Linked DNA regions of Homo sapiens: region 1 is linked to region 2. Evidence: chromatin loops called from intact Hi-C (ENCODE). Cell type or tissue: PC-9. All regions are shown on one strand. Links, peaks and the distances in the headings refer to the core of each region. The heading gives the core; the rest is flanking DNA.

Region 1 (12,548 bases), core at 1,425-9,424, 57 kb after region 2:
ACCTGTGGATGTGACTTTATTTGTAACTAGGGTCTGCATATGTAATTAAGTAAAGATGAAGTTGTACTGAATTCAGGTAGTACCAATCTTTATAGGGCACCAATAAAAGAAGTCAGCCAGGCATAGTGATACATGCCTTATAATCCCAGCTACTCAGGAGGTTAAGGTGGGAGGATCCCTTGAGCTCAGGAGTTTGAGGCTGCAGTGAGCTATGATTGCATCACTGCACTCCAGCCTGGGCGACAGAGCAAGATCTTGTGTCCAAAAAACAAAAACAGAGGGAAAAAAGAGAATAAGAGAAGGTTTAGAACCAGAGACACACAGGGGAAAAGGCCATGTGAAGACCAAGCCGAAGATTGACAGTGATATAGCCACAATCCCAAGAACAGTGAAGATCACTGGTGACAACAGAAGTGAGGAGAGAGGCAGACCTCAGGTGATCCGCCCGCCTCGGCCTCCCATAGTGCTGGGATTGCAGGCGTGAGCCACCACGCCCGGCCTCCTTTTTTTTTTTTTTTTTTTTTTTTTTTTTTGAGACAGAGTCTTGCTCTGTCGTCCAGGCTGGAGTGCAATGGCGTGATCTCAGCTTACTGCAGCCTCTGCTTCCTGGGTTCAAGTGATTCTCGTGTTCCAGCCTCCTGAGTAGCTGGGATTACAGGCATGCACCACCACACCCAGCTAATTTTTGTATTTTTAGTAGAGATGGGGTTTTGCCACGTTGGCCAGACTGGTCTCAAACTCCTGACCTCAAGTGATCCGCCTGCCTTGGCCTCCCAAAGTGCTAGGATTACAGGTGTGAACCACTGCGCCCGGCCCTAATTTCCATTTCTGATTAAACAGCAGCACAGAAAATTATCAGCTTTCACACATCCATCCAAACTTCCAACCACGTAGGAAATAATTCCAAGAGGCTCTCCCTCAGAGCCCCCAGAAGGAACCAATCCTGCCAACACCATGATTTCAGAGTCTGGCCTCCTGAATGATGAAAACTAAATTTCTGTTGTTGTAAGCCCCCCAAATTGTGGTACTTTGTTACAGCGGTCCTAGGAAACTAATACACCTCATCTTTTGGTCCTCTTGAAAAAGGAGACTTTAAACCCAAATATCCTCGTTACATCAAAGAAGGATTTTAGTCCTACATCGAGCAGTGTCTTTCAGTTCTAAAATCCAGACTTTTCAGCAAGCATCACTTCTCCTTTTCCTCCCTACTTTGCAGCAAAGTCAAGTACCAGTAGAGTGTCTCAGCAGCCGCATGGACACTTGAAGCCTGCTAGCCCTGACCCTGGCGGCCCTGTTAAACAGCCCAGCATAATGGAGCAGCAGCTTGGGAGATGGAGCTAGAATCCACAAACAGGCAAAACAAAAAGGGTTTTGACCTCGCTCCGCTGCCTTCACAAGGGAAGAGGCTGCAGGGCTGTGGTGCTGTCTTGGTGTGTGCCAACCTGAAACACATGGGCTTTGACACAAAGTGCACATACAGGGGCCAGGAGCAGGGTGGGCAGCCTCATCTTAAATTCTTTGTGGCCTCTCTCCCTTTGGCTAGTGTGTTTTTTAAAGGATCCATTCAGGATCTGTTGAGTCTTCCATAACATCATAAAACTGTGGGATTTTAGAGCTGCAAAAGACCTAAGTGTGATTCAGTCCAACTTCCCACCCTTTTTTATTTATAATAATAACAGCTGCTATCTGTTGAATAATATAAATACTAAATATTTATTGAATACATACTGTGTGCCAGGAAGTTTTCTGAGCGCTTGATATGTATTCACATATTTAGTCATCACAGCAATACTTTGCAATAGGAACTCTCAATATTTCCAATTTGTAGATGAGGAAAGTGAGGCATACAGAGAAAAGGAACTTGACCAAAGACTAACAGCTAGAAAGTGGCAGAATCAGGATTCAAACCCAGGTGTGTCTAACCCCGAGCCCTCTTAGCCCCTCTGCTTTGCAGAGACCTCAGTATGAAATGATACACCCCACGTCATGTATCCAAAGAGTGAGGGCATCGAGACCCAGAACCACACTCCCTAAAAACTGGCAGTGGTGCTGTACATTTTTTAAAATAGGGTCTTGCTATGTTGCCCAGGCTGGTCTTAAACTCTTGACTCCAAGCAATCCTCCCTCCTCAGCCTCCCAAGTTGCTGGAATTATAGGTGCACACCACTACACCTGGCTTGTATCTTATTTTATTATTTTATTTTATTTTATTTTATTTCTTTGAGCCGGAGTCTCACCCTGTCGCCCAGGCTGGAATGCAGTGGTGCAATCTCAGCTCACTGCAACCTCCACTTCCCTGGTTCGAGCAATTCCTCTGCCTCAGCCTCCCGAGTAGTGGGGATTACAGGCACATGCCACCACGCCCAGCTAATTTTTTTGTATTTTTTTTTAGTAGAGATGGGGTTTCACCATGTTGGCCAGATTGGTCTCGAACTCCTGACCTCAGGCAATTCGCCCACCTCAGCCTCCCAAAGTGCTGGGATTACAGGCGTAAGCCACAGCCCAACCTTTTTTTTTTTTTTTTTTTTTTTTTTTTTTTTTTTTTTAAGGCAGAGTCTCACTCTGTTGCCCAGGCTGGAGTACAGTGGCACAATCTTGGCTCACTGCAACCTCCGCCTCCCAATTCAAGCAATTCTCATGCCTCAGCCTTTTGAGTAGCTGGAACTATAGGCCTGTACTACCATGCCCAACTAATTTTTGTATTTTTAGTACAGACAGAGTTTCATCATGTTGGCCAGGCTGGTCTTGAACTCCCGACCTCAGGTGATCTGCCTGCCTTGGCCTCCAAAGTGCTGGAATTATAGGCATGAGCCACTGTGCCCGGCCTTTGTATCTTCTTAATATGGACCCCACTTTAACTGTGAGGGCACACACAGGCACGCACGTGTACACACATAGTCCCAGCCCTGCCCTCAGCCTGTCTTCATGATGTCTGAGGGCATGGTAGTACCAGTGATGAGTTACAATGCATTTTGAAGCCACTGTGAAGAGCAGGTTATATGATGAAGTAAAGTTACCACTACCAGTAAACAATGCAGTTGGGACAGGCAACTAAATTAGAACCAAACTGTTAACCTATGTGTGCGCATACACACACTCACTCACTCACTCACACACACCCCTCTTAAAAAGAGAGCACTAGTCCCTCCCAAGAGAAAACTAGCTTAGAGGTGGGAATTTAGGAGGAAGACCCCATTGTATTTCAATTAGGCTACCCTATTCTCATTCATGTCAAAATTTCTCAAAGGAGTTTGGTCTGAGAGAAGCAGCCACAGGAGGCCTCCACTGGCCATGCTGTCTCCAGCTGAGGAGCTGGCAGCAGGGAAAGCAGAGCCCTGTGGGCCATGTCCCTGGGCAGAGCAGCCAGGCTGAGACTGCCACCAGCCCCTGGGAATTCTTCCAAGCTTTCATCTGGGCTGGTCCTCCTCTCAGGTCTAGGGTGTTCACGATTTTTACAAAACGAGGTCACAAAGGAATGACACCCAAGTTAGTGCAAGCCTCGTACTGTCCCCTTGTCCCCGACCAGAGCCCTGGGAGGAGACTACTTCCCATGTGGCAAAGCCTCAGGCGTGGCTGTGAGCATCTGTAAGGGCGGGATGCAGGCACAGCAGAGCGGTGCCCCAGCTGGCCTGCGCAGAGCATTCGGAGCCTCAGAACACCGTGATTAGTGATGAGCTGCTCCAAGGCCGCTGTGCTGAATGGTCCAGGAATCCTTCCAGCAGCTCCGCTTCGCACCCCGTTGTCCCCCACCCAACCCTTTATTTTTTGAGTCAGGCCTTCAGTTTCTCCCCTTTTTCTGCCTCCCTCAAGGGAAGCTGGAAACCATGATGGCCATGAACAGAGTCAGAGATTTGGGTGACTTCTGTGCCCTGTCACCCTGAAGCTCTCTCTTGTGTGCCCTCTCTCCTGTGCCAGCTGAGAGAGGTGCGGGGAAGATTCCCAGCCCTGGCCCTGTGAGTCCAGTCAGGGACCCCGTGTTCTGGACCGGCCACTTCACACCCGGCAGCAACATTTGGTGTTGGGTGGTCGTGGTTGTTGCTGCTCAGCCTGTTGGGGTGGGTGCAGGGTCTCCTGGCTAGAATTTGTGTGGGGTTAGAGGCAGGGCAGCGAAGCCATGTGTGGTGCTGAGGGAAACTTCCTACAGCCCGAGGTCTGAAGAGAATGGAGAGGCCATAGGCAGGAAGTCCAGCAAGTAGCTTGGCCTGAGTGGAGGGAGGCAGAGCTTCCCTTGGGAGCACATCCCAAGGTGTGCTCAGCTCTGCTGGACAGGTAGAGTGCCCTGGAATTTTCCAGTGGATACCCAGAAGACACCACCAACTCCTCTGCGGTAGAGAAGGAGCCAGGCACAGTGGCTCATGCCTGTAATCCCAGCATTTTGGGAGGCTGAGGCTGGAGGATCGCTGAGCCTAGGAGTTCAAGACCAGCCTGGGCAACATATTGAGACCCCGTCTCTACCAAAAATAGTAAAGCCAGCCTGGGCAATGTAATGAGATCTCATCTCTACAATAATTTTTTTAAAAATTAGCCAGGCATGGTGGCACATGCCTGTAGTCCCAACTACTCGGGAGGCTGAGGTGGGAGGATCACTTGAGTTTGGGAGGCAGAGGTTGCCGTGAGCTGTGATCACAACACTGCACTGCTGTCTGAGCAACAGAGCAAGACCCTGTCTCTGAATGAATGAATGAACGGTACCTAGCACTAACCTAGGCAAGAGGCAGGTTTTGTATTTTTTTTTAGTAGAGATGGGGTTTCACCATGTTGGCCAGACTGGTCTCGAACTTCTGACCTCAGGCAATTCACCCACCTCAGCCTCCCAAAGTGCTGGGATTACAGGCGTAAGCACTGTAGGCAAGAGGCAGTGTTAATTCTGTCTGTTCAAGTCTGCACTCTGCAGATATGAAAGAATTAACCACCTGCACTAGGGAAAGCTGTCCAGAGAGGTAACTGACCCAAGGGCTATACCAAGATCAAGATTTCAGGCTTCCTACATGGTATTCGGACTATTTAAAGAAGCAAGAAGCACACTCCTGGCTCCAGATCCAAGACTATGCCACCAGGCTTCTTATTAAGATGTCACTGGGCTTTGGTAGTTAAAGGGGCCAGAGACGTTTAAAGGATTATATGATCACCTGGGTTTTGGAAGAATCCAAAGTGGGGTCACGGCTGAAGAGAGGCCTCCTTTCCTAGGCCCTGGCATTGCAACTTTTAAATGCATGATTCGCTGGCCCCTTCACAGCTGGATCTTTCTGTTCCCTGCGCTTGCTGAAAAGCAGAAATCTACTCCAAAAGGAACGCTCACTGCTTTTGCCCCTGCTTTTTCTGTAAGTGGTGAGTTTTTATCTGTCTTCTGTTGATGGAGCTGCCAAATCCTAACCCTTCCCATTTCCACTGTGGGCTCCAGGTACACCCCCTATTTGAATAGGTATCAGATTTCCCCAAAGCAAAATCTAATCATTCCTAGGCTTAGTCCGCTTCTCTGAGAAGGCCAAGAGCCCTGACCTCATTCTCTGCGCTGGCTCCTGCTGCAGTTAGGAGGAAGCTGTGGGATATGTCCCTGGGGTACAGTTAGCACAGCAGGGGGCTAGGGAATCTCAACCCAGTGAACCAAGAGACAAGGTTATACATGAATTTAGGAAGCCAGAAAGACCCAAAGCCCCAAATAGGAAATTTCTATAAGGAAACCCTTACACTATAAGGCCTTACACAAATATCTGGGATAATGATTTTATCAACTACCCACATCCCCTTGAGAGGACTTCATGAGGGTCCTTGAACTAGACCCTGTAGGGCGGGGGCTACTCTGTGGGAGCCTCCCAGACTGAATGTGGAGGAGGGTGCTCCCAGGAGGAAAATCAAGGTGCTGTTACTGGAAGAAGAGAAGAAGGGGGATGGGCGCTGAGTGGGCCAAGATCACAAATGCTCCCCTCACCCATCCAGGCCTCTTTCTCTTTCCTTTGCTTCCCTTCATTTACCTGTTCTTCGGCTCCTGCTCACAAAAGGACAGAAGAATCATTCCATTTTAATAGGTACAGTCTGTGAGGCTGGTGGCCACTGTAAACTGGTCTGTTTCCTAGTCTTGCTCATCCTGGAATCAGGATGTAACATGGAAACACAACAGGCCCCTTGCTTCCCGGCTGCTGTTCATCACCTGTTTGTGATGTCTTCCTGTGCCTAGAGCAGGTGCTTCTCTCCTAAACTGGGAGGTCCTCCCCACAAGATAAATCCTCTCTCCCAAGCCTGCCCTCCCATGCTGTAACCTTCTCTTGGCTTCTGCTTTTTTCTGAACTTCCTGTTCTATTTTTGAACACTCATAGCCTGGACCCAGGCCTTGGCAGACAAAGAGCCCGTGTGAATGGTGGACATCTGACCTGAATACCTGACCTGTGATTAGTAACCTGGGTTGGCCCCAAGCCGAAGGTGGTTCCATGCCTCCATCAGTTGTCACCCTTCCAACCTGGCTGGCCACATTTTTTGCTCCTGCCGTCAACTGCAGAGATGCAAACTGTGTGTGAAGAGGTGATTCCCTGCCTGGGAGGTTTCAGGGTTATCTGTGTCCACCTCTCCCCGGAGCCTCCAGGCACACACACCAAAAGGTAGATATGACCCTGCCTCTTTGGAACAGTGAGTAGAGCAAACTGCTGTGTTGTGGCTTCCTTAAATACGCCTTAATCCTGCCCATCCTGAAGGTGGAAGTGGATCCCATTTATATTGTTTTTTAGTGATCACTCAGCTCACTCCAGTTGGCACCCAGGAACTCGGAATTCGGACTGCTTACTTGCTGGCTCCAATTCTGCAAAATACCCTGCCTTCCCTGTGGCCACTGGGGTTGGACAGTGCCCACGTGCACTTTCTTCCCCACTCAGGTATCCTATAGCTGATTAACTGGGAAGGTGTGGGGCTATCTAGCATAGCTACAGGACTCGATCCAAGGTGCCGCTCTATCATGATTTGTATGGGTGGTGTTTTCTTATTGTTGCTGTTGTTTTAAAAGGGGAGAGGTTTTGACACAGAATTATTTTATCTAATTTACTCTTCACTGCCCCTTCCATTTCCTCTGCTTTACCAAAAGAACGTTTTAATGCTTTTGATGATATTAACTATTTCATAGTTGTCTTAAGAAACAGTTATAGTTTTCAACTTCTAATTTAAAAATATTAATATTCTTACCATTACAAAAATTCTTATAGATTAATGAGAAAAAATATACTAATTAGAGAATGGGTAGGAGCAGGCAAAATGGAGGAAACTCAAGTGAAAACATTGAATTTTGAGTGAAACATTTTCACCTGAAAAATGTTCAACCTCACTGGCAGTTAAGAACAAAAGTTACAACAATCAGATAGTATTTTTCACTTATGAAAATGACAAGTGTTTAGAAATTACTGTAATACCCAGTGGTCATGAGGAAAAAGCAAAGCAGACTTTCCGTCAAGCTGCTGGTTATGTAAATTGGGGCTCCCTTCATGTTGGGCATTTGACTAGATGTATCAAGGACCTGGAACCAAAATTTATGCTTCTCAGAATTTATATAAAGTAAATAAATCAAATTGCGTACAAGCATGCCTTTAAGGGATATCCACTCCAGAATTATCCATAATAGCAAAAAATTGCAACCAATATGAATAACAAACAATATAGGCTACAGAGTAGCCTCTAAAATAATCTTTTAAAAAATATTTTAGGCCAGGCATAGTGGCTCATGTCTGTAATCCCAGCACTTTGAGAGGCCGAGGTGGGCAGATCACGAGGTCGGGAGTTCAAGACCAGCCTGACTAACATGGCAAAACCCCGTCTCTACTAAAAATACAAAAATTAGCCAGGCGTGGTGGCGTCCACCTATAATCCCACGTACTCAGGAGGCTGAGGCAGGAGAATCAGTTGAACCCAGGAGGTGGAGGTTGCAGTGAACTGATATTGTGCCACTGCACTCCAGCCTGGGCGACAGAGCGAGACCCCATCTCAAAAAAATAAATAAATTTATAACATGAAAAAATGTTTATAATGTGAAAAGTGGGGGGAAACAGCATTTAAAACAATGCTTAGTATGATCACTTTTTAAAAAATTATGTACATATCTGTGTATTTTTGACTGAAATGGTATGGTGACTGTGGGTCATTTTTAGTTTCTTCCTCATTCATATCTGAATTTTCTAAAATCTTTATCATACACTTATCATTTTAATAATTAGATTTTTTAAATTTTCTTTTTTTTTCATTTACTTTTTTTGAGACAGATTCTTGATTTGTTATCCAAGCTAGAGTGCAGTGGTGCTATCATGGCTCACTGCAACCTTGACTTCCTGGGCTCAACTGATCCTCCTGCCTCACCCCCTCAAGTAGCTGGGACTACAGGTGCATGCCACCATACCTGGCTAATTTTTGTACTGTGTGTGTGTGTGTGTGTGTGTGTGTGTGTGTGTGTGTGTGTGTGTGTGTGTGTGCAGAGATAGGTTTTCGCCATGTTGCCCAGGCTGGTCTGGAACTCCTGGACTCAAGCCATCTGCCCACCTAGGTCTCCCAAAGTGCTGGGATTATGAGCCTGAGCCACCACACCTGGACCTTTTTGTAATTTTAAAAAACAGAGAACCACAGGGCCAGAGTTAAGGTACAAGAGAACTCACTTTTGTTTGGTTTGGTTTTGTTTTTCTGGGCCAGCATCTAAAAAGATCAGAAAACAACTGGGCCCCCATATAAAATAGTCTGTCTTTGCAGAGGTCTCCAAACGCTGCGGGAAGAATGAGAAGATGAGGTCTGCTCAGGTTTCTATTTTGCCACCTGCACCCTTTTATTGAAATTTCATATTACAGATATGAAGAGTAACTACTGACATCTCCTAGTGGGATTTTCATTTATATAATGAAATATATAATAAGTATATAATGAATTTATATAATGAAGTATGTAGTATGACTTTTTTCTTCATCTTTGGAAAAATATCCCTTAAATTCTACTTGTACCTTCTCCTCCAGATTGAAAAACAGACTAATAATGGCTTAGGACAGATGTGGCCTCAGATGACTTAAGTAATAATGACATAAATGCCCCCTGAAGCTCCTTCTTCTCCAACACCATCTCTTTTTTCTCTTCCCATCCCCCCCGCCTCCACCCCAGCTTTTTTTGGAGGGTAGGGGTTCCTTTTCTTTGCCTATACCTGAAGCCTGCTGGTGCCAATTAGGACGCTCCAGTCACAGCAAATGTGAAGAACTGCTTCCTCCAAGGTATCCATATGCCCAGAAATGGAGGATTGGTTTGACTCAAAGGACTGAAATGTCACTGCAGAATTTGGTCTGTGCTTGCAGCCAGTTTTTCACCACCACTGTCATTTCTCCACCTCTGGGGTTTGCAGTGGGGATACACTTTTAATGACATGCCACTAGTCACAGTTTTACCAGGTATAGTTGAGTCACAGAGATGAGAACAAAACCATTGCTTAAATGTGAATTTCCTTGGTCCCTGAGTGAGCACCCCTACCCACAGTTTGATGACATTTGAGCATGTGCTCCAAGTGACTATCTACAGAAATGCCTTTAGGCATTGTTTAGATAGCATACTACTCCAGTTATCCAGGAGGGTAGCTGCCTCTTTCTTTTTGAAAGCTATTCCCTTGGCTTGGCAGCCAAAGGAATTCAAGATTCATGCTGTTGTAAAGGATGCTAGGAAAGGACATGAATTTTAGAAAACAGGGAAGCTCTGAGGAAGTACCGAGGCTGCTATTTACAGAGTCTTTCCTGGGTGCTAGATATGGAGCACAGCACTTTACCTAGTTATCTCACTTGATGCCCACGTGAACTCTGGGAGTAAGATAGTATACTTCCATTCTCCACATGAGGAAGGTGAGGCTCAGAGAAGTTAAGTTCTTTGCCCAAAGTTTCCAAGCTTGTACCTTCTGCTGGAGCTGGTTTTGAGCCCACACGTGATCTCTTTCTGATATACCAAGCTGCCTCCCAGGGTTTATGCTAAGCAGTGAAGTCTATACTTCAAGTTACACTTATGGTCTTACTACTATTGTAAGAAGACCTGTCCTGTGTGGCATCCAGGACCCATGGGTGACATGGACAGCCTTGGATCCTAGACACCACACACGCACCCTCAAGAAACCCAGTCAGGAGGTCTCAGAGGGCTTCTAGGGTAACCCTTAGGATCCATGCAATTTACTGGTGCCCCACAGCAAGAAGTTATCCAGTGGGGCTGAGGCAGGCAGATCACCTGAGGTCAGGAGTTCAAGATCAGCCTGGCCAACATGGTGGAAACCCCCGTCTCTACTAAAAATACAAAAAGTAGCTGTGTTTGCTGGTGGGCACCTGTAATCCCAGCTACTCAGAAGGCTGAGGCACGAGAATTGCTTGAATCCAGGAGGCAGAGATTGCAGTGAGCCGAGATGGTGCCACTGCACTCCAGCGTGGGCGACAGAGCGAGACTGTCTCAAAAACAAAAACAAAAACAAAAACAGAAGAAGCTATCCAGATGCCATTAGCTCTTCTGCCCAGAGGTATATGAGAGCTCTGAGTACCTCCCTGTCCCTCAGGGGACCCAGGCATTCAAGAACTGACCTGGACAGGATCTCAAAACTTCTGACTCAAAACTGTAATATGTATTATAATATTACTATAGTAATATGGTCTTATTATTGTTGGCCTGGCCTGGGAAATAAGCTTCCCTCAGGGATGTCTCTAGTATAGGTATATTCAGCATATAGCAAACTCATCCAAGGAGCTTGTAAAGCACAGATTCCTGGACCCACCCCTGAGATTCCCATTCAGCTGGTCAGGAGGGTGGGGCATTTCCTGCCAGAGGCACTGATGCCTCCGATCCAGAGCTGTGGGCTCCATCTGGAATAACACTGCCCTAGTGTGTCCTGCAGGGGTGGCAATCGAGAATGAAGGTTCAGTTGTATAGCATTTGGATTGAAATTCTGACCCTGCCAATTAGTGGGTGGCTTGGGCAAGCTACTTAGCCTCTCTAGGCTTGCTTACTCATCTTGAAAATAAGGATTTAAAGAGCAGCTACTATATAGAGTTGTGGAGATTAGATGAGCTAAGCTATGTGAAGTATTTCAAATGGATAGTTCTTAATCAGGGTTTGCTTTTATTAGCAACACATGGAACCACGATGTCCTGGAGTGGAGAAAAGTGCTCTGGCCTTGCAGTCAGAAGTTTTGAGATCCTGTCTAGGTCAGTTCTCAAATCCCTGGGTCGTCTGAGAGAGAGTGAGGTGCTCAGAGCCCTCATGTACCTCTGGGCAGAAGGGCTAATGGGCATCTGGGTAGCTTCTTGCTGTGGGGTACCAGAAAATTGCATGGATCTTTAAGGCTTACCCTGGAGGCCCTCTGAGGCCTCCTGACTGGGGTTTCTTGAGGGTGCATGTGTGTCATCCAGGCCCCATGTCTGACATGGCTCAGGTTGGCAGCATGCCATGGGTGCCCTGAGCCAGCCAACCTGCGGAGTCCTAACCTTTCCCCTTTGGGCCTTGAGTCACCCTTATTGCCACTGTGCCTGCTATAGTTTAAGGGCCTCAGGCCCTGCTTTCTTTTCCCTGCAGCTTTTTATTTAATGTCTATCTAGTAAAGCTCCACAGACCCACATCGTTTGGAAAGTAAGACAGAAACCTGACAGTTATCCTCAGGGCCCTCTCTGCAGTAGCCTGGGCCACTCCACCCACATTATTCCTGCAACGCATTGGGCTCTGGCACAGGCCAGACACATATAACACAGCCATTCCCGTCAGACCCCAGCCATGGTGGCACCCTATTCTGTAACAGCATCAGAATTTAGAGGCTGGCTACACCAAGTGTGGTTCTCTGATCAGCTGCATCATCATCACCAGGCCCCATCTGATATGGTTTGGATATGTGTCCTCACCAAAATCTCATGTCAAATTGGAGGAGGGGCTTGGTGGGAGGTGATTGGATCATGGGGGTGAATTTCCCCCTTGCTATTCTCGTGATAGCAAGTGAGTTCTCACAAGATCTGATGATTTAGAAGTGTCTAGCACTTCCCCCATCACTCTCTCTCCTGCTCTGCCACGGTAAGATGTGCTTGCTTCCCCTTTGCCTTCTGCCATGATTATAAATTTTCTGAGGCCTCCCAGTCACGCTTCCTGTTTAGCCTACAGAACTGTGAGTCAATTAAACCTCTTTTCTTCATAAATTACCCAGTCTCAGGTAGTGCTTTATAGCAGTATGAGAATGGGCTAATACAGAAAATTGCTACCAGGAGTGAAACACTGCTATAAAGATACCTGAAAATGTGGAAGCGACTTTGGAACTGGATAACAGGCAGAGGTTGGAACAGTTTGGAGGGCTCAGAAGAAGACAAGAAGATGTGGGACAGTCTGGAACTTCCTAGAGACTTGTTGAATGGTTTTTGACCAAAATGCTGATAGTGATGTTGACAATGAAGTCCAGGCTGAGGTCTCAGATGGGAATGAGGAACTTCTTGGAAAGTGGAGCAAAGGTGACTCTTGCTATGCTTTAGCAAAGAGACTGGCAGCATTTCCCCCCTGCCCTAGGGATCTGTGGAACTTTGAACTTGAGAGAGATGATTTAGGGT
Region 2 (12,548 bases), core at 2,708-10,707:
ACAAGGGTTTTAGGAGCTCTGTGCCAGAAACTGGGGATAAAGACCAAATATATGTTTCCTATTATATCACAATATCACAGCACCAGTGTGAAAAATAGAATGTCATAGTGGAAAAGTCATGAATTTTGGAGTCAAACAGAGGCAGGTTAGAATCCTAACATTTACGGGCTGTTTGACCTTGAGCTACTTATATGACCTTCTGAGCCTTCTTTTCCTCGTCTATAAAATAAGGATGGCAATTCCTGCTTTGCAGAGTTCCTGTGAAGAACACAGAAAAAGGTTGTATCGTTTTCTGGCACATGGTAAGGGAATAAAGAAAGGATTGTCAATAAATTGTGGCTATTTTTTATTAAGTTGAATGTTTCTTATGAAAAATGGGAAAACCAATTCAGTCAAGTGCTTCCTGCCTTCATTTCTTGCCCTGTCTCAGAGGATGTGCACGCTGAGGTCAGCCCACAGACTTTCGCCTGTGATTCATCTTTTGCTTCCCACACTCTTGGAGGCAAGAAATGCTGGCCTGAATATGATTACATTTGCTAGGAGTCCTGAGGGCTTGGCTTTGCAAATATTGGTTTACATTCACATTAGGCCCCTATGGCAGCTCTTTTAGAAATGCCGTGAAGCTCCAGTATCTCTCTGCGTTCCCTGCCGAGGTCCATCCAGCCTGTGCCATAGCGTCCTACAGGGGTGACATGGAGCCCCCCGCCCAGGGCTGGCCACAGTCCTTCTGCTCCTGATCGTGTGCCCCATGCTGGCATCCCAGATGTAGAAAGCAGGTGCAACCACTGCTGGGGAGACCCTTTGCCTGGCATGGAAGTGGAGTGCTCTTGGAGCCACGTTCTGTGTCACCCCATTAGGGATGGCTTCCTAGGGTCTGTTTCCTAAGTCTGTACCAACAGCCTTTTAGACACTTTTTAAACTTCTCCCCACGAGATCTAGGATTTCAAGGGATTAGTTTGTTTCTAAAGTCCCTTAGGTGAATGGATAAGCTTATTTAGGAATAGTTGTAGAAAGGGGGAAACAGAAACAAGAAGCCTTACCTTGGGAGTCCCAGTTCCACTCTGCAGGCATCTCTGTCCCTCGTAGCTGTCCATCCCAATTTGATGCATTGACATGGCGTGTGAGCCTAGTGGTTGAGTGTAACCTCTCTAGGACCCATTTGATAGATTAAAATTCCAGCTCTAGGCCAGGCGCAGTGGCTCACATCTGTAATCCCAGCACTTTGGGAGGCCGAGATGGGCAGATCACCCTGAACTCAGGAGTTCGAGACCAGCCTAGGCAACATGGAGAAACCCCATCTTTACCAAAAATACAAAAATATTAGCCAGGCGTAGTGTTGTGCTCCAGCTACTTGGGAGGCTGACATGGGAGGATTGCTTGAGCCTGGGAGGTGGAGGGTGCAGTGAGCTGAGATTGTGCCCCTGCACTTCAGCCTGGGCAATGGAGCAAGACCCTCCCTGTCTCAAAAAATAAAAATAAAAAAAATTCCAGCTCTGCACCTTATTCCCTGTGTGACCTTGGGCAGGTTACTTTGCCTCTGTGTTTCTGTTTCCGTATTAAAATGGAAATAATAGTTTATCTCATAAAGTTTCATGTTGATTAAAGGAACTTGCATGTGGAAAGCACAGTGGTACAACAAAGTTTGCTTTAAAAAAAAAGTTTCACAATTATTAACTGAGGGATAAGCTACAGAGATTTATAATGAAATCTTGTCCAGAGTTTTCACTTGTGATTACTGTGGAAAAGGAGATGTTTGTGACTCTTCGTCTTGTCAGAGCTGTGGTGGGTCCTTACCTCAGCCCAGAGAGAATCCAGGGACAGGGCAGAGGATGATGCTCTGTGTGTGTGCACAGGCATGTATGTAAGACAAAAACAAGGAGGTGCAAGGTGCCTATACTGGAAAAAAATTTTTTATTACTTTTTAGTAATTGTGTATTTTCAGTCAATTTGGACTATTGTAATTAAAGAAAAAAATAATAGGTAGATCCAGGTTGTAGTTTTGTAATTGGGGTGAACGTTTATGGTGAGTTGTCTGATTTGCCTAAATGAAAGAAGTAGGATTTTTTGGGGGGTCCTTATCTTCTAATATAGTTACATAACTACCTACAGTAAAGCAGGGTTTCTCAGCATGGGCACTGTGGACATTTTGGGCTGAATAATTCTTTGCTGTGGGGCTCATTCTGTGTCTTACTATAAGATGTTGAGTGGCTTCTCTGACCTCTACCTACTGGATAGCAATAGCAGTCTCTACCCCACTCCTAATCTTGACAACCAAAACCATCTCGGGACATTGCCAATAGCCCCTAGGGTGCAAAATCGCCCCCAGTTGGGAACTACTGCCGTAAAATATAACATGCCCCTGTTTATTATACTGTATTTCATGCTTTTCTGTATTTAAATTTTTTATCAAAGTAAAATATGTGTTTATGCCCAGAAATGACTTCTGTGGAATCACAGCCGCATGTAGAAAGTTGACTCCTTCAGCTTGCACAGAGCTAGCCATTGGAATTATTTCCCCATCACACATACATGCAAAGTGTAAAACAAGTTATCTTACAGCAGTCCATAAAATTGCAGTCCTTTCCACTTCAAAATAATTTTTTTTTAAAGGCAAAAGAAATAACACCTTCATGTACACAGATCCCACAGAATTTGTCTGCCACACTTGGCACTAGTCCTCTCAGCAGAAGGCCATACGGCTGCACACCCCGCCCATCAGACAGAGATAATCCTTGGATGTCACTGCTACTTAAAAAAAAAAAAATGGTTTAGAACCAGAGAACCTGGATGTCATTCAATAGACAAGAGAGGATTAGATTTTTTTTCCTCCTTCTCAGAGAGGGCTTTTTATTCCCTTTTCTGATTATATTTTTGAATGCCCTTCAAGTAGCTGTTTTTCATGTTGATGGTGATGCAGTAGAATTTAATGAACTGTGAGCTAAAGCAGAGAGGCTGAGCAGAAAAATAAATAAGTGGCAGAAACTCACCCCTGGAGTGAGGCATGGCATGTCCTGGCTGGCACCCCATCCTTCTGTGTACATCCAGATGCTGATGCTGGTTGGATACTGAGAACAGCATGTCTCAGCAGTGCTACACATGGGAGCCTAAATCATGAGGATCCAAGGTTCCCTGCAATTGTTCTTTTTATTTTGTCTATCTCCAGGTGACCTCTGGTTGAGGAAGAGACAAACCATGTGTGCCTCTGAGCCCTAGAGAGAGTTAGTCCCTCCTGATGTCAGTGCCCCCTGGGCTTCTCAGAGTGTCAGGGGCATTATCACCTGCTAATTATCCCGCCAAGACTTCCTTTCTGAAGGTGTTGATTGCCATTGCGTGGGGCTTGGGTTTTTTTGTCAATTAAGTTAGATTTGTTTGCTGACATTAAATTGTTGTTACTGTTATTGTTAGTTGTCTTTTATATGACTAGATTTTTTTAACATCAGAAGTATAAAATAAAGGAAATTATTCTCATTGAACATATTCTTTGTCGTTTGATAACATTAATTAATAAGACTTGGCAAGAGCACAGGAATCTGTGCAAACTTTATTTCACCAGTAGAATTTTTTTAACTTGAATTTGATCAGTCTTTCCCAAATCCAGAATTAACTCCTGGTATTGATATCATCTTTTGAGTTCCTTATGATCAGAAACAATGTCTGCTATTGTTTTTGCTTATTTCATTTTTCCACCATCCCTAGTAAAGTGCAGTTACACTATAGATGCTAAGGAAATCCTTATGATGGACCCTAGGAAAATCTCAAAGGAAAGAAATGACAGAATGACTGATTAACGAAGGATTATCCCATAAATCAAGCATTACAACCGAGAGAATCTACGACTAAGTAGGACCATGTTTTGCTTCACTTCAAGTTTTTATATTTTGGACTTGCTACTGCTCAAATTAAAGTTAATGCTGGGTCCAGAACATAGCAGGTTGACCTGGTCCCACTTTTCACTCCCCTAATGCAGGATAAAAATAACAGCAATAAAGCTAAAACACTTACTGAGCACTTACTATGTGCTAAACATTTTAATGTGTTATTTAATCATGCCATCACCCTAAGGTGATATCTGGTCGTGTTATCTTTATCTCACACTCAAGGAAAGGGAGACCCGGAGGACTTAAGAAATTTGTTCAAGATCAGGCTGATGTAACTGGCAGAACCAGAATTCCAATGTCTGACTCCAGAGTGCCTTAACTACTACATCAGTTATATGTTTTGTGTCTCAAACTCGCTGCAATACCATAACTAAACTTTGATGCAGAAAAGTCATTTCCATCCCCTGTAGGATGCTGAAAAGTAAATAACAGGTGCTTGGGGCAGGTGAGCTTCATTGCTCTTTCTCATTTTAATCCACACCACTGATCTTCTCTGCTTATTGGCATAGGCAGAGAACTTGAACACAATTTTGAGGTAAGGGAGAAGGAGAAATAAATTGGTAATAGGGAATGTGTTTAGAGCCTTAACCACAGCATTTGAAATAGACCTTTAAATACATGAAAGCAAAAAGAAGGAAGCTTGTAGAAGAGATGGAGTGGGTACCACATATGTTCTCCTAAAAATTCTACCTGTAGTTTCTTGTTTATCCCCAACAAATGAGCAGATCCATGAGACTCACAAAGAGTAGATAAATTTCCTCCATTCAGTGAAATTCTCTTTTTTCATGTTTCTGTGAATCGAGTAGAAATGTTGCAAATAAGCACACAGCAGATATAATGGTTCAGTTCAAATTTAGAAATAAATTAATAGGATCTTCATAACTTTAGGATTATTTAGTCTTTGTTTTTTTTTTTTTTTTTTTTTTTTTGAGATAGGGTCTTCCTCTGTTGCCCAAGCTGGAGTGCAGTGGCATGATCACTGCCCACTGCAACCTCAACTTCCCAGGCTCAGGTGATCCTCCCACCTTAGCCTCCCGAGTAGCTGGGACCACAGGCATAAGCCACCATGTCTGGCTAATTTTTTTTTTTTTTTTTGTAGAGATGCGGGTTTCGCCATGTTGCCCAGGCTGGTCTCAAACTCCTGGGCTCAAGCGATCCTCCTGCCTCAGCCTCCCAAAGTTCTGGGACTACAGGTATGAGCCACCACATTCAGCCAGAATTCATTTTTAATTGAAACAATCTTCTACTTATTATCTCATCAAAGCCTATTTCTTGAAGGCTGAATGTCTTGGATTACATTCTCCAGAGTCACATGGTTTCAATTCATTTGTTTATTTGAAAAATATTTATTGAGCACCTGCTATATGCCAGGCACTGTTCTAATGCTGCAGATGCATTAGTGAACAAGACAAATAAGGGCCTGGCTTCTTGAGGCTTATGTTCTGGTAGGTTAAATAACATAAACAAATACATGATCAAGCCATGTGAAAAGCTGTCACAAGAGTGTCCCAGCAGAGAACACAGAAGAGTAAAAACAAACAAGGCACATTTGAGGGCTTCAGAGTAGTAGACAAGGACCAGAATGTCAGAGTCATGTAGAACAGAGTCTGAAGGTTGGGTTTTACTCTACGTGTGGTGCTAAGACACTGGGGGGTATTGAGTGAGGGAAAGGCATAATCTGGTTTCTGTTTTCTGAAGCTCACTCTGGCTGCAGTGGAGCCCAGGAGACCCGGAAGGAGCTAATGCATAGCTAGCGGTAACAGATCATCGTGGTAGCCGTGGAGATGGAGAGAAAAGGATAAACTCGAGATCTATTTTGGAAATGTAGCTGACAGAATTTGCTGACAGAATGGATTGGATTAGATTGGAAAGGGAAGAGTCAACATTTATTTAGAGTTAGGTTGAAGGAGAATGGCCAGTGACTTGGCAGAAAAAGCAGCAGAGAATGACTACACGGAAGCCAAGAGAAGAAAGCGTTTCATAGATCATGTCAAATGCCAAGAGGTTGAGTAAGACACTAAAGAGAAGAGGTCGCTAAGTTAGCAACCTGAGGGTTGTTGGCCTTGACAATAGCCAATTGACAATAGGTGATTTTATTTGTGTCTTGAGATTTTTTTCCAAGGACAGATGACTTCATTTTTGCTTCACCAACAGGCACCATTTTTAGGCTGGCAGTACCCTCAGTGTTTTATTGGCATGTATGCTGGGCTTAGCTGCCACCCAACTCAATCGTCAGCTGGCTCCTTTGCCCTCTGCATCTCTGTGACCTATAGCACTGATTACTGTGCAGAAGAGTCACTGTGAACACTAGACAGTGAGTTCCTGAAGGCTAGGACTGTTCCTTGGGCATCGCTGAGTCCCACCAGGGAGCACTTTTCCTGGCTTCTAGTAGACACTCAGAAGTGTCTGGGATAGGCCAAGGTGGGTAGATCACCTGAGGTCAAGAGTTCCAGACCAGCCTGGCCAACATGGTAAAACCCCAGCTCTACTAAAAATACAAAAGTTATCCAGGCATGGTGGCACGTGCCTATAATCCCAGCTACTCAGGAGGCTGAGGCACGAGAATCGCTTGAACCTGGCAGGCAGAGATTACAGTGAGCCAAGATTGTGCCACTGCATTCCAGCCTAGGTGACAGAGCAGGATTATGTCTCAAAAAAAAAAGTGTCTGGGATAAACAGGTGGATAAACAGGCAGAAGGAAGCACTCCTCCAATCCCAAATTCAAGTGCTGTTGGCACCTTCTGCTTCACCAATATTAGCATATATGGTGGCTGGTGCAAATTCTTATGTACTTATCCACCCCTCCCCCCTCTCACACTCTCAAGGAACAAGGACCCCTGTCAGGCTCACCATTCAATTCCCTGAGTCCACACAAGGAGTGCTGGATCTCAAAAGTTGATGCCCAATATACTGTTTTTTGTTTGTTTGTTTGTTTTGGGGGGGGGGTTGTTTGTTTGTTTGTTTTTCTTAAAAAAAAAAGAATCTTGGAAGAAAGAAGGAAGGAAGCCAGCAAGGAAGGGAAATTGGCTCACCAATTATGAATAAGCCAAATTCCACATGTAAGCAAGTACAATCATTTGGAAGACATGGCTGCTTGAAAGAGAATGACCAACTCTGTTGAGACGCAGTTGGAAAGGCATCCCTCTGTGAGCAGTGGGGAGGCCATGGCTTTGATCCCTGACCACAGCTGATTGCTGGAGGGCTCTCGCTGTAACGTGACCCCTGGCTTCTGACTCATCACTGGTGTGTCCTTGCCATACAGGCTGCTCCATTCCATTCCTCAGAGCTGTATCCACCGAGGAGAATTCGGGTAACAAACATTCCTGTATTTAAATCTGAGTAAAGAATGTTAGCAGCGCTGATTCAAAAGGTCATCTCGGAATTCTCCCTATCCTGAGCCATAAGCAGAGAAGCATCTCCCAAACAGTGCTTTCTCTGGAACAGTGAGCCCATACGAAGAACAAGGGTTTGGGTAGATGCATACCCTTGGGAAACTGTGCCAGACTCCCCCTCCCAGAGCCTCATAGCAGCTATTAGCACATTAAAGCGCCAAGAGGTCTTGGAGTCAAAAACAAAAATGCATCTATTTCACATTGGAGTCACATCGCCCTCATCCAAATTCAGCCACATGCAGTGGGCAACAAGAACAACAAAACTGCATGTTTTTCCTAAGAACGTGGGCCTAGACACTAGCTCACCCTTTCGTCTGGTGTCTGAGCAAAGAAACAAAGATGTTTCCCAACTCTGGAGGAGAAACTGGCCATGGGAAGGGCCCACTGTCCCACATACTACGTGTACTGTACTCTTTCAAGAGGAGTTTTTGTCCTACAGGATTTTCGCCTCCCACCCTGACACTAGAACCCAATCCCATGTAAGCTGCAGCATTCTGCATCAATTTTCTTTAGGGAGGCCCTCGGAGTATTCTCAAGGAGCCGATTCTTATGTCTTCATCTGGGATCACGGAGAGTTACTGACTCCTTCCTGGAGTGTCACATGCTAGAAACCTGTGTGCAGGCTTGCCCCCAGATGCTACAAATCTCTAAAGATACTTCCAAGCTATATCTTTTCTAAACCCGCAGTGCTTCTTCCCATGATGTGTAGAGCTACTTTGCCAGGCTTTCTTTCTGGGTTCCCCCCTCCCCAGAAAAAGGTGCTGTTAAACTAATGTTACATCTCACAATTAATGGCATCCTAGAATCGGGGAATACCGTTGATTGTTTGGGTAGGACCTTTCCCTTGCTCCTTTGCAGGGCCAGGCGCTTCTGAAAACTGGGTGCAAATTTGGGAATGCTGCATAGGAGACTCATAGGAAATAGATAGGTCTAGGGCAAAACATAAATTGGGGGGCATAAAGGATGAAAGAGTCAGTAAACCATTTCACTATGATGAATCCCACTTTACCTGGAAAAAATAATCTTTTTTTTTTCCAGAGAAAGCAACCATTGTCTTTGTTTTACCATGCTGGAACTACAGATGTCTTAAGATTTGGTTTCTGTTATTTGTTTGTTTATTAGCGTCATAGATACTTTGCTTTTCTCCCCCTGAATTATTTTCTCAAATTCCGAAGCCTTCTCTAGGGGTGCATTTTCCTAAGATAACAATGGCTTAGTTTACATTGTGGCTGTGGTTTTCTGCTCATCTTTATAAGTGGCTGCCTCCACCCCATATGTAATCTTCTTAAACAAGCACCTTCTTAAATGAGGCAACCCTCTTAACCAAAGCGCATTAATAATACTCATTATTAATGAGTATATGGTAGTGCTCTTCTTATTAATGAGAAGGCTGCGGGGCCGGGCGCGGTGGTTCACACTGTAATCTTAGCATTTTGGGAGGCTGAGGCAGGTGGATTACTTGAGGTCAGGAGTTGGAGACCAGCCTGGCCAACATGGCAAAACCCCGTCTCTACTAAAAATACAAAAAATTAGCCAGGTGTGGTAGCACACATCTGTTATCTCAGCTACTAGGGAGGCTGAGGCAGTAGAATCGCTTGAACCTGGGAGGTGGAGGTTTCAGTGAGCCAAGATCGTGCCACTGCACTCCAGCCTGAGTGACAGAGGGAGACTCTGTCTCAAAAAAAAAAAAAAAAGGGTTGCTGGCTCTGACTGACACCCTAATCCTGTGACCTGCATTTGTCAGCTCTGGGCATCATCCTGATAGTGACACTAGCTCCAAAAACATGAATCAAGTTTCCCGGTGCGTTTAAGAAGGCAGGGGCTAGATGGTGGCCCTTTGAAAATTTTCCTCCCACTTTCTTGGCTGAGCTGCCTTTGTCATATTCTTACAACAAACCCATGGGTCCCTAGGGTTTGGTGGTGAGGAACTTCTAGCCCTTATGGCCAACCTTTGCCTTAGCTGCTCTTTGAGGTGGGTACTGGTGATGGTGGCAGTGCAGAGCCAGCCTGGGAGACAAGTGGGGTGGCCAGAGGAAGAGGGTGTACCCCAGAGCTGCCCTCCTCTGTGGCTTGTAATGTTTGTGAGCCAAGAAACCACTGGACTTTTTGCCCTCCCCGGTGCCCCACATGCAGGCTGAAGAACTACGGTCCTATCATTTATTTTTTTTAACCACTTCTCCCCGACCCTCACTTGTCTACACAACTTGTAGGCCTGCCATCAATGTGATTTGATCAATGTTACCACGATCCTGCGTTCCATCCTTTTTAAGTTGTTAGGGGGTTTCTTTTTTGTATTTGTTTCATTATTCAGCCGGCACTGGAGTTGCATTGGACTGGTAGCACATCCTGGGGAGGAACTATCCATCTGGTTTTGGTTTTGATTGGGGGGATTTTTAGGGGGAAGTGCTCATTTTTCCTGAGATACCTGGGCCTATATCTTCCCCCTGTGTCTCCTGTTTAGCCTTTCCCACTCCTTTTTCAGAAGTGAAAGAGCAGACAGAAGGTCCCCTACAAACAGTTAACTACGGTATTTTCTCGATTCCAGGATGACATTAATTGTAAGGTGCCACAGCCATTAAATAGCACCTTTTCCCAGGTCCCAGGGGCAATTCAAGGACAGTCTCGTCATCCACCCAGCACTGGCGAGCAGAAAGAGATGGGTATAGTGTGGCAGTGCAGGGCATGGGCCTGGGAATGTACCAAGAGCAGCTTCTAGTGCCGTATGACTAGGTCATAATTAATTCACACATGCCCTTCTTGTCTTGTGGGAATCAGGTGCTTCACTTTCCCTTTGGCTTAGAGTTTAGTTCAAAATAGAAAATAATGAAGCTACAATGGTCTGGGAGTTTCCTGCTTCTTGTGATACCCCTGATAATTGTCATGTAAATTAACTAGTCCCATAGCAACTAGGCCACACATAGGAAAAAAACCACACCACTGCCAGATGGTAATTTAGGAATGTGATTTTAGTTTTCAGATGTAAAGGATGGTGAGGGAGTGGCCTTACTATTGTTTTATTTTTGATTTCTTGTTTAATTGATGGTGGTCAGAGAACATTAGTTATAGGTTATCCATTTTATAATTCATGATAACTTCCTTTGTGACTAGCTAGCATGTGAACCACTTTTGTAAATGTCTCACGTGATTGAAAAATGTATATAATCTCTCTGTTGTGGGCAGAGTTCCATATATTTATTGTATATTTTGTAATTTAGATCATGTATTATTAGAAAATTTATTTAATGTCTCTCTTGTGTACAGTATTCCATATATTGTTTATTTTGTTTAAATCTTATTCATTCTTGCCATTTTTTGTTTGCTTGCTCTGTAATTTCTGGGAAGAGAGTTTTAAGTCTCCTGTGATAATTCTAAGTGTGTCAGTCTCTCCTGTAACTCTGACACCTTTTGCTTTACAATTTTGAGGCTGTCCTGTTGGGTATATGTAAGCTTAATTGTGAGGTCTTTTTAGTAGTGGTGTCTTTGTGCCTATTAATGCTTTTGCCTTAGGTTCTATTTTATCTGATTAAGATTGCTATTCAATTTTCTTTGGGTCAATATGTATTTGCCTCATTTATTTCTTTCCAATCTTTTATTTTCAACTTTTCTGTGTCATTTTGTTTTAGGTGTCTCTCTTGTAAAGCAGTATATCGCTGGCTTTTTAAAAAGTCCAATCTGGCCAGGCACAGTGGCTGATGCCTATAATCCCAGCACTTTGGGAGGCCTAGGCAGGCGGATCACCTGACGTCAGGAGTTCAAGACCAGCCTGGCCAACATGGTGAAACCCCATCTCCACTAAAAATACAAAAATAAGCCAGGTGTGGTGGCATGTGCCTGTAATCCCAGCTACTCAGGAGGCTGAGGCAGGAGAATCGCTTGAACCCTGGAGGCAGAGGTTGCAGTAAGCCGAGATCGTGCCACTGCACTTCAGCCTGGGCGACAGAGCGAGACTCTGTCTCAAAAAAAAAAAAAAAAAAAAAAAAAAAATTCCAATCTGATATTGTCTTTTAATAGGTGAGTTTTATCCATTTACAATTATTGTAACTACTTTATATATTTGGACTTATTTCTAACTTCTAATTTATATTTCCGTTTACATTGCTTTTTGTTTGCTTCTTTGTTCTCCTTTTCTGCCTTCCATTAGATTAGTACAATTTTCCTTAACCTGTCCCCATTTTTCCCCCTGGTATCTTGGTCACAATAGATTTTATTTCTAAAATCTATATGTTTAATGATTGCCATTACGTTTTTAACATGCATACAGAACTTTAGTTTTTAAAGACTAAAGTTATCCACAATCTCTGTCTTCTCAGATAACACAAAAATCTTTGCATACTTTACCCACTTACAGTCAACTGGTAATTACAATAAAGAATTGAAATCATGGCCCAAAACACTGGCAATGCTTCTCAGCCTACTAATTCATAGGGGATTAGAGGCACCCTGATTAATTTGTGAAGCATGAACTTTTGGCTGATTCACTGTTTTACACCCTGAGATGCTTTGGGGCACATCTCAAGTTCAAGTGATACTTCATTCACAGCTCATAATCTCTCTCTCAAGTTCCCGAAAGTGTTCTGAAGTAGGATTGGACAAAGGGGAACTCAGAATCCTATGATCCACTACTAGGACCTATTTTCATAAATCAGATTTGTCATTTGTCATAATTTTCAGTGAGAACATCAGGGGGCTCCTCCTCCCTGCTTGACACCTGCTTCCCTGTCCTTTGATTCTCAAAACTTTACTGTGCATATACATCGTCCAAAAAATCTTGTAAAAATGCAGATTCTGATTCAATTCAGTAGGTCTGTATTATTATTATTATTATTATTATTATTATTATTATTATCAGAGACGGAGTCTTGCTCTGTCGCCCAGGCTGGAGTGCAGTGGCGCGATCTCGGCTCACTGCAACCTCTGCCTCCTGGCTTCAAGCAATTCTCCTGCCTCAGCCTCTTGAATAGCTAGGATTACAGGTGCCCACCACCACACCCAGCTGATTTTTGTATTTTTAGTAGAGACGGGATGTCACCATGTTGGTCAGGCTGGTCTTGAACTCCTGACCTCGTGATCCGCCTGCCTCGGCCTCCCAAAGTTCTGGGATTACAGACATGAGCCACTGCACCTAGCCCAGGTCTGTATTTTTAACATGATCCTTGGTGATGCTGGTGCTTTTGGTCCACAGAACCCACTTTGAGAAGCAAGAGCTTGGAGAATAGAATTTAGCTAGGAAATTTAAGTTTCAGCTCTAGGTCATGGTTCCTTGATGCTTACAGAATAA

What was found. Hi-C counts contacts between places; a loop is a spot of excess contacts. Peaks named below come from ENCODE experiments on the same cell type or tissue, not always from the same donor. Only the 100,000 strongest peaks of a DNase experiment are listed, where the experiment ranks them.
Region 1: it touches region 2 in a loop (7-fold over the local background); 1 of 110 quality-filtered maps calls a loop at or near these places.

What each region holds. Positions count from the first base shown.
Region 1 is chr7:105,712,559-105,725,106 of GRCh38, reverse strand. The region is part of intron 3 of ATXN7L1 (ataxin 7 like 1); the gene reads left to right. Among named protein-coding and RNA genes, the nearest start is that of EFCAB10, 140 kb to the right of the region's middle. In PC-9, for the core only: no CTCF peak of the experiment used is centred there; a DNase peak (open chromatin) is centred at 6,416; H3K4me3 peaks cover 413 bases; H3K27ac peaks cover 2,762 bases.
Region 2 is chr7:105,770,770-105,783,317 of GRCh38, reverse strand. All of the region lies in intron 3 of ATXN7L1 (ataxin 7 like 1), which reads left to right. Among named protein-coding and RNA genes, the nearest start is that of ATXN7L1, 100 kb to the left of the region's middle. RefSeq lists enhancers at 5,912-6,495, 6,496-7,079, 6,291-7,490, 7,080-7,663, 10,516-11,015. In PC-9, for the core only: no CTCF peak of the experiment used is centred there; DNase peaks (open chromatin) are centred at 5,867 and 7,087; H3K27ac peaks cover 2,677 bases.